Linked DNA regions of Homo sapiens: regions 1 and 2 are each linked to region 3. Evidence: chromatin contacts called from ENCODE Hi-C or POLR2A ChIA-PET data. All regions are on one chromosome and are shown on one strand. The core of a region is the stretch at or near the end of the contact, and the rest is flanking DNA. Distances in the headings are between cores, read along the strand shown.

Evidence for each region. A loop is a pair of places that touch in the nucleus more often than their neighbours do. ChIA-PET counts read pairs that join two places held with the same protein, here RNA polymerase II (POLR2A). Pooled maps may share reads with other maps.
Region 1: a loop to region 3 is called in a map of PC-3, with 13 times the contacts of the local background. The contact joins the promoter of REG4 here to the enhancer-like site in region 3. A Hi-C loop is called at or near these places in 2 of 168 maps with a recorded cell type or tissue (IMR-90 and PC-3) and 11 of 50 pooled maps.
Region 2: a loop to region 3 is called in a pooled map, with 3 times the contacts of the local background. The contact joins the promoter of SEC22B here to the enhancer-like site in region 3. A Hi-C loop is called at or near these places in 1 of 50 pooled maps. POLR2A ChIA-PET finds 5 or more read pairs at or near these places in 2 of 52 experiments (AG04449 and activated CD4-positive, alpha-beta T cell).

Annotation. Positions count from the first base shown.
Region 1 is chr1:119,809,789-119,813,111 of GRCh38, forward strand. It overlaps REG4 (regenerating family member 4), which reads right to left and starts at 1,672. Exons shown (of 6, transcript NM_032044.4): 1 at 1,621-1,672.
Region 2 is chr1:120,175,080-120,178,326 of GRCh38, forward strand. SEC22B (SEC22 homolog B, vesicle trafficking protein) reads right to left here and starts at 1,441. Exons shown (of 5, transcript NM_004892.6): 1 at 1,228-1,441. The coding sequence starts at 1,302. RefSeq lists enhancers at 563-1,128, 1,063-1,432, 1,129-1,694, 1,473-1,602.
Region 3 is chr1:119,945,498-119,948,928 of GRCh38, forward strand. It overlaps NOTCH2 (notch receptor 2), which reads right to left. Exons shown (of 34, transcript NM_024408.4): 17 at 2,917-3,069. Among named protein-coding and RNA genes, the nearest start is that of ADAM30, 51 kb to the left of the region's middle. RefSeq lists an enhancer at 3,169-3,431. Within about 2 kb of position 2,179, at least 3 of the 41 ENCODE cell types and tissues checked have a DNase peak (open chromatin) inside an H3K27ac peak, as active enhancers do; they include PC-3, where a contact is called at or near this core.

The DNA of each region.
Region 1 (3,323 bases), core at 422-2,921, 140 kb before region 3:
ATTAATAGGGCACTAAAAGGATTGGTTCCCTAAGCTCCCAGAGAATGCTTAATTTTGTCAAGTTTTTGGCTAATTTTGGTATATTAAAGAAGAACCTTAGTGTTTTAAAATATTTTATAATTACTAATGAAGTTGAACATCTTTTTATATAATGATTTGCTTTTAGTATTTGGTGAATTTTCATTTTACAGTTTTGCACATTTTTCTATTTCATTGTTTGTGAGATCTTTTTTGTATGTTTATTTGTGAGATCTTTTTTGTATGTTTATTGCCTTTCACGTGTTACTAATAGTATTTCTCAGTTTGTATTTTTCTCTTACTTATTATAATTTTTGCCATTCTGAAATTTTCAAAAATATTGTTATTTTTTATGTTTTTAAAAATAATTTTTAAATTTATATCAAAAGACTGGCCATTACTGTCACATAAGGTTAAAATATTTATCACTGTTCTATTTTCATCTGTCTGGGCTTTGTTTTAACATAAGTATGAAACTGAGTTCTGGATTTCCCTCCCAAATAATTCTTAAAATGAGTTAATTCATTGAATTCACATTTAATCATACTTTATGATTAAAAAATCTGAATATACAATCTAACTCTCAAATAATGGATTGCTTAAAGAGAATAATGTAAATGATGACTTTTCTGGAAAATCAATTCTGGGGTCCATCTGAACACTTTAAGGCAACATTAACTGAGAATGAGACAAAGCTTGGAGAGTGTGGATGTGACCTTCCCCACCCCTTACTTCTTTTTAAATCATTGCGTGAACCTTGCACTTTGCTAAACTTTCCTTCCAAAAGTAATAGTGTATTTTCAATGTCCTCAAACCCCTTTAAAACGCAAACAGAATTTCTCTGTCAAGGTGACCATCTGGGGGAAGGGAGAGGCAGCATCTTTTTTACTAATCTGTGAATAATTTTTAGTGAACTGATATTCATTGAATGTCTGCATGTCATGTTCATAAGTAAGCTGCACTGGGCCGGGTGTGGTGGCTCATGGCTGAAATCCCAGCACTTTGAGAGGCTGAGGCAGGTGGATCACCTGAGGTCAGGAGTTCAAGACCAGCCTGGCCAACATGGCACAACCCTGTCTCTATTAAAAAATACAAAAATTAGCTGGGCGTGGTGGCAAGTGCCTGTAATCACAGCTACTCAGGAGGCTGAGGCAGGAGAATCACTTGAACCTGGGAGGCAGAAGTTGCAGTGAGCCAAGATTGCACCATTGCTCTCCAGCCTGGGAGACAGAGCAAGACTCCATAAAAAAACAAAAACAAAAACAAAAACAGAAACAAAAACAAAAAACCTGCACTGTAGATCTCATGAATGCATGTTACAAATGAAGACACTGACACTTATGATTGAGTAACTTTTCTAAAGTTTCCCAGCTACCAGACTGCAGAGCCAAGATTTAACCCAACAGCTTGACACCAAAGCCAATGCTCTTTGCAGTGAAGGAAGAAAAGAAGGTAAATAATTTAAATCAAACAACACAGCAACAGAAAGCCTGACAAGCCTCACTAGAAATACAATTTGTCATTTCTGGCCTGGCTAATAGCTGACAGAGGAAAACAGATGTTTAAAGAAAGTCCCCCATCATCAACCGCGAGGAGGATTACCTGTTTGGCAACCAAGACTCTAAGGGCCCCTGCCTTCTTCAGTGTCTCCAGTGGTCCCAGTCAACGTTTCTGGAGCTTTTATATCTTCTTGCCTCAGGAATTAATAATCTTTACTTTAGTCACAAAGCGATAATATTATTTGAGAAAAACAATCCATCCATAAAAGTCTTATCTACAGTGAAAAAAATGAATCATATAAGAGACGGCTTCAGAATGTACGTAAGGTGTGCTTTGACTAGCCAGGAAAAGAACCTCTCCCTGTGTGCAAACAGAATCTTTTCTTCACATCACGTTATTAAAACTGACAACATCCTGTAATCTGTTATAAGCCCATCTTCCTCTCCCCTTATGTTACTTTTTCATGGCTGTCTTTTTATGCCTTGGTATGGTGGATTTCCTTTATTTCTCTTTTATTTCTAGAAGGATTTTCTGTCAGGGTCAGGAATAGGTTATGACCCATGCGGTGAGACTTGAGACCCACACACAGATTTTCCTTCCTAAAGCACCGACTCCACTCCTTCAACATGCGTGAGTTTCCTCAGAGATCTACTATTTGAGCTTCTCCCGCAGAACATGGATGATCATGTCAAAATAGCTTACATCAACAGAGTGTGTTACAATAACGGGTTTTCAGTGAAGTCATCAAATAAGATGCCAACAAAATCCTTGTGAGCAGCATAGGACACATATCCCCATTACACACTCAAGAAACCCAACCTTAAGAGAGATTAGAAACCTTCCGAGGTTCACAACACTGGTCAGCAGTGGACCTGGACACTGAACCTTGTCCTTCTGACTCCAAATATAGGTGTTTGCCAAAATACAGTTCTACTGAAAAATAGGCTATTTGAAAAGAGTAACAAGATTTTCTTTTCCAGTATAGATGGCAAAGGGTTAGGTTGTAGGTGCCAGAGATGACTCAACTTTAAACTACAGATTTAAGTCTGTAAAGGACCTTTATGTCTGGAAACTTTAAGTCTGGAAGGGACCATAGTAGTTATCAAATCTTACTCTTTTGTTCTACTGGTGAGGAAATTGAGGCCTAGAGAAACATTGTGACTAGTTTAATGCACAGACAGTTGTGGGTGAAGCTGATATCAGAAGCCAGCTTCCTTGCTCCCAGCTCACTGTTGTTTGGAAAATGCTACTCAACCTTTGTTATTAGATTTTTGCATCAGTTGTGTAAATTCATGGTAGGACATGAGAAAGTAATGCTTTCATGGTTCACAAAGAACATTTTAAAGAATCTCTCCCATCAGAATGTTTGACACAAACCTCTTTCTCTTTAGGCAGCTGGATGGGAATCATCATTGCTTCATGGCACAATGGCGTACAAAGATGTTAACTCCAAGCCTTTCAATTTCAGAAGTCCTGGTCCAGATGTAAGACAGAAAAGTTTTAACAAAATGGGTGATTAGATAGATCTCCTGTGTTTCCAGCAGCCATCCCAACCCTTAGTCTGCTATCCCCATGCCATTATCCAGATTTAAAGACTTGAGATGAGAGAGAAGAGAGTAGAACAGATTAGAAAACAAGATGTTCATAGGACTTTTAAGAGGTCTCTTACTGAACCCTCACATTGACTAGCTCCAAATTAAGGCATTGATAGGACTCACATAAACCTTTGAGATGTAAGAATGTAAAGGACCAGAAAATTGTCTGAATCAAAAAGGTCCACTGAATAGTAAGTTTATTTAAAAAAA
Region 2 (3,247 bases), core at 191-2,690, 230 kb after region 3:
GATCCTACTGTTACCTTAGTGTCATACCTTCTGGGAAGACTTTCCTGATTTCCTAAAACCAACTTAGATATATTTTCCATGTTCAAGCACAAAACCCTCTTCCTTCTCCTTAGCAGTTAAACTACATTTTAATAGTTTGTTGGTTATCTGATTTTTCCACTAGACTGTAAGCTCCACAAAGGTAGAGACTGTGTACTCTAACTCCCTGCATTAACACTATGCCTGGCACATTTGATGTGCTCAGTAAAAATTTTTTGCATTAATATATGAATGAAAAGTCCAACAGAAGAAATGTGCAAACTATTTTTTCAATATCTCATCTTTTTTTAAGGCTCAAGGTTTTACTTAGACTGTATGGAAAAGTAAAATAAAATTGATCACTTTAAACAAATTATATAAATTCCATTCTCAGCTTTGTCTTCAGAACCTCCCAAGCTTGCTCCAGAAACTTGTCTTACTTCAGAAATTTCCACTGTGTTTCTAAAACACAAAACATCTTTCTTTTAAGACATCTGGAGTTAGTGCTGTTTTTAATCAATTCAGTATACTTTTGAGCACCTACTAGCATAAAGCAGCTATTGTAAAAGGTATGGATAACAAAGAGATGATTAAGACCCGTCGTTTGCCCGCTAGGAAACTCAAGTTATTGAAAGACAAAGAAAAAAATAAGTTACAATGTATTGCAGGAATGTGGTACGGCGTATTGGAGAAGGTGGGAACTGGGGATAATCCTGAAAGAATGTGATGTACTGAAATTTAACAGGTGCTTTTATGTGGCAATATTACCTCACCCACTTTCAAAAGATGTCAGCAAGCTAGGTCAAGGATCAGGTGCCACGTTATAGACTTGAAGAACTTGGCTGATTTTTTCCCAGGATTTATCCATCAGCAGTCCTATTAGCAGCAGAAAATTAGAAATCCTGAATTTTAACAAAGTCCCTAAAGAGTCAAAGAACACTGGGTGATCACAATCAACCAAAGCTACCACTTCTCCAGAGCGTTTTTCTAAAGAGAAACAGCTAACACAAAAAACTTAACTCCTCCTTCAGGAAAGATTTCCTCTTCGCCGGTAGTCTCTCCTACACCAAAAGATAAAAGCGCACTTCAGAGAGGTCGGGAGTGCCCGGGAAGTCACAAAGGTCTCCCGGTCCTAGGAAGGAATCCGATGCTGAGGGCAAAGCGCGCTGACAGAGACTTGGGGTCGCGGGTCGTGAGTAAGCAGCTCACCTGTTCGTCCTCCTGCATCGAGGCGGCCAGCGGGAGCCCGTCCGCCACTCGGGCGATCATTGTTAGCAACACCATCTTCACAAACTACAGGGATCCAACACTGGCCCGGAAGGCCCTTGGCGCCGTCCTCACTTCCTCCGCCGCGACAACAGTTATACCCTATGTCTCAGTTACCGGAGATCCAGCTGCTTGCGTCTCCGCTTCCCGCTGAGGTGGCCGGAAACAGCGCAAGAGCTTTCCACTACCGGTCCCCAGAATTGGCTTCCCTCAGAGAACCACAACTATCAGAACACTGGTTCCGCGATCTGCCTTCCACCTTCTTAACTTCCAAGGTCTGGCTGGGTTTTCTGAATTTGAGGCTTCGAATAAGCCTCGCCCTTTGAGCGGCCATTGCACCCAAGCTGAATCAGAATTTTCTAGTTCCTGAAACTAAGTCTTGGGAGAGAGCTGGGAAGGAGGGTGGGAGTTAATGGGTAATCCCCATTAACCACTAACCGTTAACCATGAAGGGTATGTAAAAAAAGGAAAACCCTGAAAATTAGGCTATTTTCATATTTATTTTTTTCTGTTTTCTATGTCATATATTCTATAAAATGTTCTATATTTATATATTTCTAGACAAAGATTTTTGTCTATTTTTGCTTGTTTGTTTATGCGGTATCCCCACCAGGCTCCTTAAACAGTTTATGGTAAGAAGTCAATAAATATGTGTTGTATGTGTGAATAAATGAACAAGTACAGGACATCTTGTACCACCTAGGTCAGTCACCTACAAAAAGCTAGGATCAGGCCGGGCGCGGTGGCTCACGCCTGTAATCCAAGCACTATGGGAGGCCGAGGCGGGCGGATCACGAGGTCAGGAGATCGAGACCATCCTGGCTAACATGGTGAAACCCCGTCTCTACTAAAAAAACACAAAAAAATTAGCCGGGCGCGGTGGCGGACGCCTGTGGTCCCAGCTACTCACTCGGGAGGCTGAGGCAGAATGGCGTGAACCCGGGAGGCGGAGCTTGCAGTGAACCGAGGTTGCGTCACTGTACTCCAGCTTGGGCAACAGAGCGACACTCTGTCTCAAAAAAAAAAAATAAATAAATAAATAAATAAAATAAAAACTAGGATCTCTGATATATCTAGGTGTTCCCATCTCTTTGTTTTTTGGTGTCCCCATCTCTAAAGTGGGGATATGATCGGCCTTTCAGGGTTTTAATGAATATTAGATGAGAAAATCTAGGTGCAAGGCTTTCAAAAGCTAAAAAAAGAATTATACAAATGCTTTTATTTATCATTGCTTAATAATGACTACTCTTTACTAAGTGCTTACAGTTAGTTCTCGCATTAATAGAAACACTGTTAAGTATGTTCTAGATATTAGTTAAGCAACCCAGTAAGCTTGTTTAGTATTATATCTCCACTTTGTAGTTGAGAGGAAAGCCTCAGAGAGCTAGCAGTGATGGGAACAGGATTTGAGCTCAGGTTCAACTTCAAATCCTGATGTGATTCTGTCTTAACTTGTACCCATTAATTAAAGAGCTCAGGCTTTTGTTACCTTTTATATTGGCCTTCAGGATTAGAAGAAAACCAATATTATTTTTGTGTGGCATTTTCTTTATTAAAAAGATTCTTATTTCAATAGCTTTTGGGTTACAAGTGGGTTTTTGTTACATAGATGAATTATATAGTGGTGAAAGCTGAGATTTTAGTGCACCCATCACCTGAGTTGCGTACATTTTACTTAATAAGTAGTTTTTTAACCCTAGGTCCCTTCCCACCCTCCGCCTTCTAAGTCTCTAAAGTCCATTATATCACTCTGTATACCTTTGTGTACTCATAGCTTAGCTCACACTTAAGTGAGAACATACGGTTTTTGGTTTTCCACTCCTGAGTTACTTCACTTAGAATAATGGCCTCCAGCTCCATCCAAGTTACTGCAAAAGACATTATTTCACTCCTTTTTATGGCTGGGTAGTATTCCATGGTGTGTGTGTGTGTGTGTGTGTGTGTGTGTATCACATTTTCTTTA
Region 3 (3,431 bases), core at 929-3,428:
AGAAACAGGCCAGAAGTAAAAGGATTTTTAAAAACACACTCTAATAATAAAATAAAGCTAGAGTAGCTATATCAGTATCAGGCAAAGTAGACTTCAGAGAGAGAAATATGACAAGAGTTTAAAAAGGCCATTTCAAAATGATAAATGGGTCAATTCCTCAAAAGGACATAAGAACCCTAAATGTTTATGCACTTAAGATTAGAGTTTCAAAATTCATTAAGCCAAAACAAATAGAATTACTAGAGAAACAGATGAATATACAATGATAGTAAAAGATTTCAATACTCTTGAATAAGAAGTAAACAGAAAGCCTCCTTATTATATTCTATGAATAATAAGTAGACAGAAAGTCATAGAGGACATAAAAGACCTGAATAACACTACCCTATCCAATTTGAATTAATAACATTTATAGAACACTGTATGAAAAAAATCTGCAAAACAGACATTCTTCCCTTTCAAAGAAAGAAGAGACAAATTACCAATAGTAGAAACAAGAGAAGGAAACCATCACAGATCTAATAGACTATTAAAGCACAGTAAGGAAATGTTATAAAACAAATTGATGTTATGTCAACAAATTTGACAAAACAGGTGAATTGGACTAATTCTTTGAAAGACAGATATTACCAAAGCTCAATTAAAAACAGATAGCCCATATGGCACTTATATGTATTAGGAAAACCAAACTTGTAGTTAAAAACTTTCCCAGAAAGAAGGTTCCATGTCTATATATTTGGAAGAAAACACACCAGTTCTACACAAACTCTCCCAGAAAGTAGAAAGAAAAACACTTCCTGATATGTTCTATGAGGACAGCATTGCCCTCTTATCACAACCAGACAATGGTAGTCCAAGAAACCTGGAGAACAATATCCTTCATGAACACAGATATAGAAATCCTTAACAACATTTTGGCAAATCAAATCCAATAATACATAAAAGGAATAACACATAATGACCAAGTGGAATATAGCCCATAAATTTAAGATTAGCTTTTAACATTTGCAAAATGTTAAATAAAGTTGATGACAATTTACTTACATTAAAAGACCAAAAAATAATATCACCATGTCAACAGATGTAGAGAAATCAATTGCACACCAAAAAATCAACATTCATTCATTATAAAAATACAAAAAGACCTCTTAAAAACCAGAAGTACAAGGTCTCTCAATTTGATAAAGGGCCTTTATGAAAACCTATAGGTAACATCTCACTTAATGGTAAAAGACTACATACTTTTCCCCTAGGATCAAAAACAAGGTAAGGCTTCTCTCACCACTTCTATTCTGTATTTATTGAAGATCTTAGTACAATAATACTAAAATAAATAAAAGGCATACAGGGTTGAAAAGAAATTAAAAGGCATAAGGGTTATTTATAGACAGGATGATTGTATCTGTAGAAAATCCTAAGAATCTAAACTATCTAGAGGCTAACCTACGAACCTACAACTAATAAGAAGTTAGTTTAGTACAGTAAGAAAACAAAATTAAACTTGACTTTTAAGTCACACAATATGTAAAAATTAACTCAAAACAAATCATAGGCCAAAATGTAAGAGCTAAAATTACACAACTTTTAGAAGAAACCACAGTAGATAAACCTCAAATTTGGATTAGGTGAAGATTTGTTAAACAAGATACATGAAGCATGAACTATAAAGGAAAAACATGCATACACTGAATTTCATCAATGTTAACATTTTCCTCTTCAAAAGAAAATCAAAAGAGAAGCTATAAATTGGAGGGAAATCATTGGGAAGCAAATACCTGTCAAAGAATTCTTATTTAAAAATACAAAGAACTCTTTCAACTCAAGAAGACAACCTAATTATTTCAAATGGGCAAAAAATTTAAATAGACATTTCACCAACGAAGATAGGCAGATGGGCAAAGCACACGAAATGATGCTTAACATCATTGGCAGAGAGAATAATACAAATTAAAATCACAATGAAATACCACTCTACACCCACTAGAAGAGCTAAATTTAAATGATATCACCAAGAGTTTGTGAGCATATGGTTCAAACAGAACTTTCATACAATTCTGGTGAGAATGAAAATAGTACAACCACCTTGGAAAACATTCTGGCAATTTCTTAAAAAGTGAAACATACACTTACGACATGATTCACCGATTCTACTCCTAGGTATTTACTCAAGAGAACTAAAACCATATGTCCACACAAAGACTCATTCATAGCAACTTCATTTGTAATATCCCCAAATTGGAAAACACCCAAATGGCCATCAACCAATGAACTGTAATATGTCCATACAATGGAATACTGCAGAACAATAAACTAGAATGTACTATTGATATAAACAACATGGACGGATCTCAAATACTATGTTCATTAAAACAAGTCAGAACCTCTCCTGACTTATGCTTATCTAACTGCATTTATATAAAATGATAAAATCTGCCAACTAATAATCTATAGTGACAGAAGGTAAAACTGTGACTCCACAGGCAAGAAAGAGAGAAGGTTAAATTGCAATGGGATGAAGATAGTTTTAGGGTGACAAATATGTTTATTATTTTGGGTGATAGTTTCACTTACTATATGTCAAAATGTGCCAAATTGTACACTGAAAATATTTGCAGTTTAATGTACCTTAATTATACCTCAATAAATCTGTTTTTTAAAAAACACTATCATAGCATTGTCCTCACATTTTCAATGTTCACAAATTAAAGGGAATGCTTAAAATATATTCCACTGCCTCAATTCCCAAGGACACTAGCTTCAAAAGAAAGAGTTAAAACACTACTGTTAAATATGCTGGATAAATGACCGGTATGCCCAATGTCAGGCGTGAAAGGCGGCAGCCTCCACTGGGCTCTCCTCTGCTCCCTGTGTGTTTTCCTCTCCTCTGGGGGCTTAAGAGCTGACTGGCATACTCACTGGCAAGGCAGTCATCAATGTCCTCCTCACAGTCCATACCACTGAAGCCTGGTGGACATTCACACATGTAGCTGCCCTGGGTGTTATGGCAGAGACCATGGTTCATGCAGGGCTTGGAGATACACTCGTCAATGTCAATGGTACACCGCTGACCTAGGAACACAGGGCCAATAAATGACCTAGTCCTTGGAAGCTGATTCCCACAAAAATCTACGCAGGACCTGAGCTTAGTTGGGGTGCATGGAGCTATTCCACAGACAAACTGGTTGGCCCCCTGCTTTAGGAAGTTCCAGGAAGACTTCTGTGGCCTAGGAAGTTGCTGCCAAGGTGCTTAAACTCCCTGAAGAATGAACATCATGGCTTGTGAGGCTTAGGTTGCAGCCTTCCAGCCGCTAGGGGGCCCCGAAGACAAGGACAATGGAAAGGCTTTCTAAGCCATTTCAAGTAGCAGCTCCTTTGCAAAACCTGTGTGCTCTTGACAAGATGGACAGGCCTCATAAGACCAGCAGGGCCTT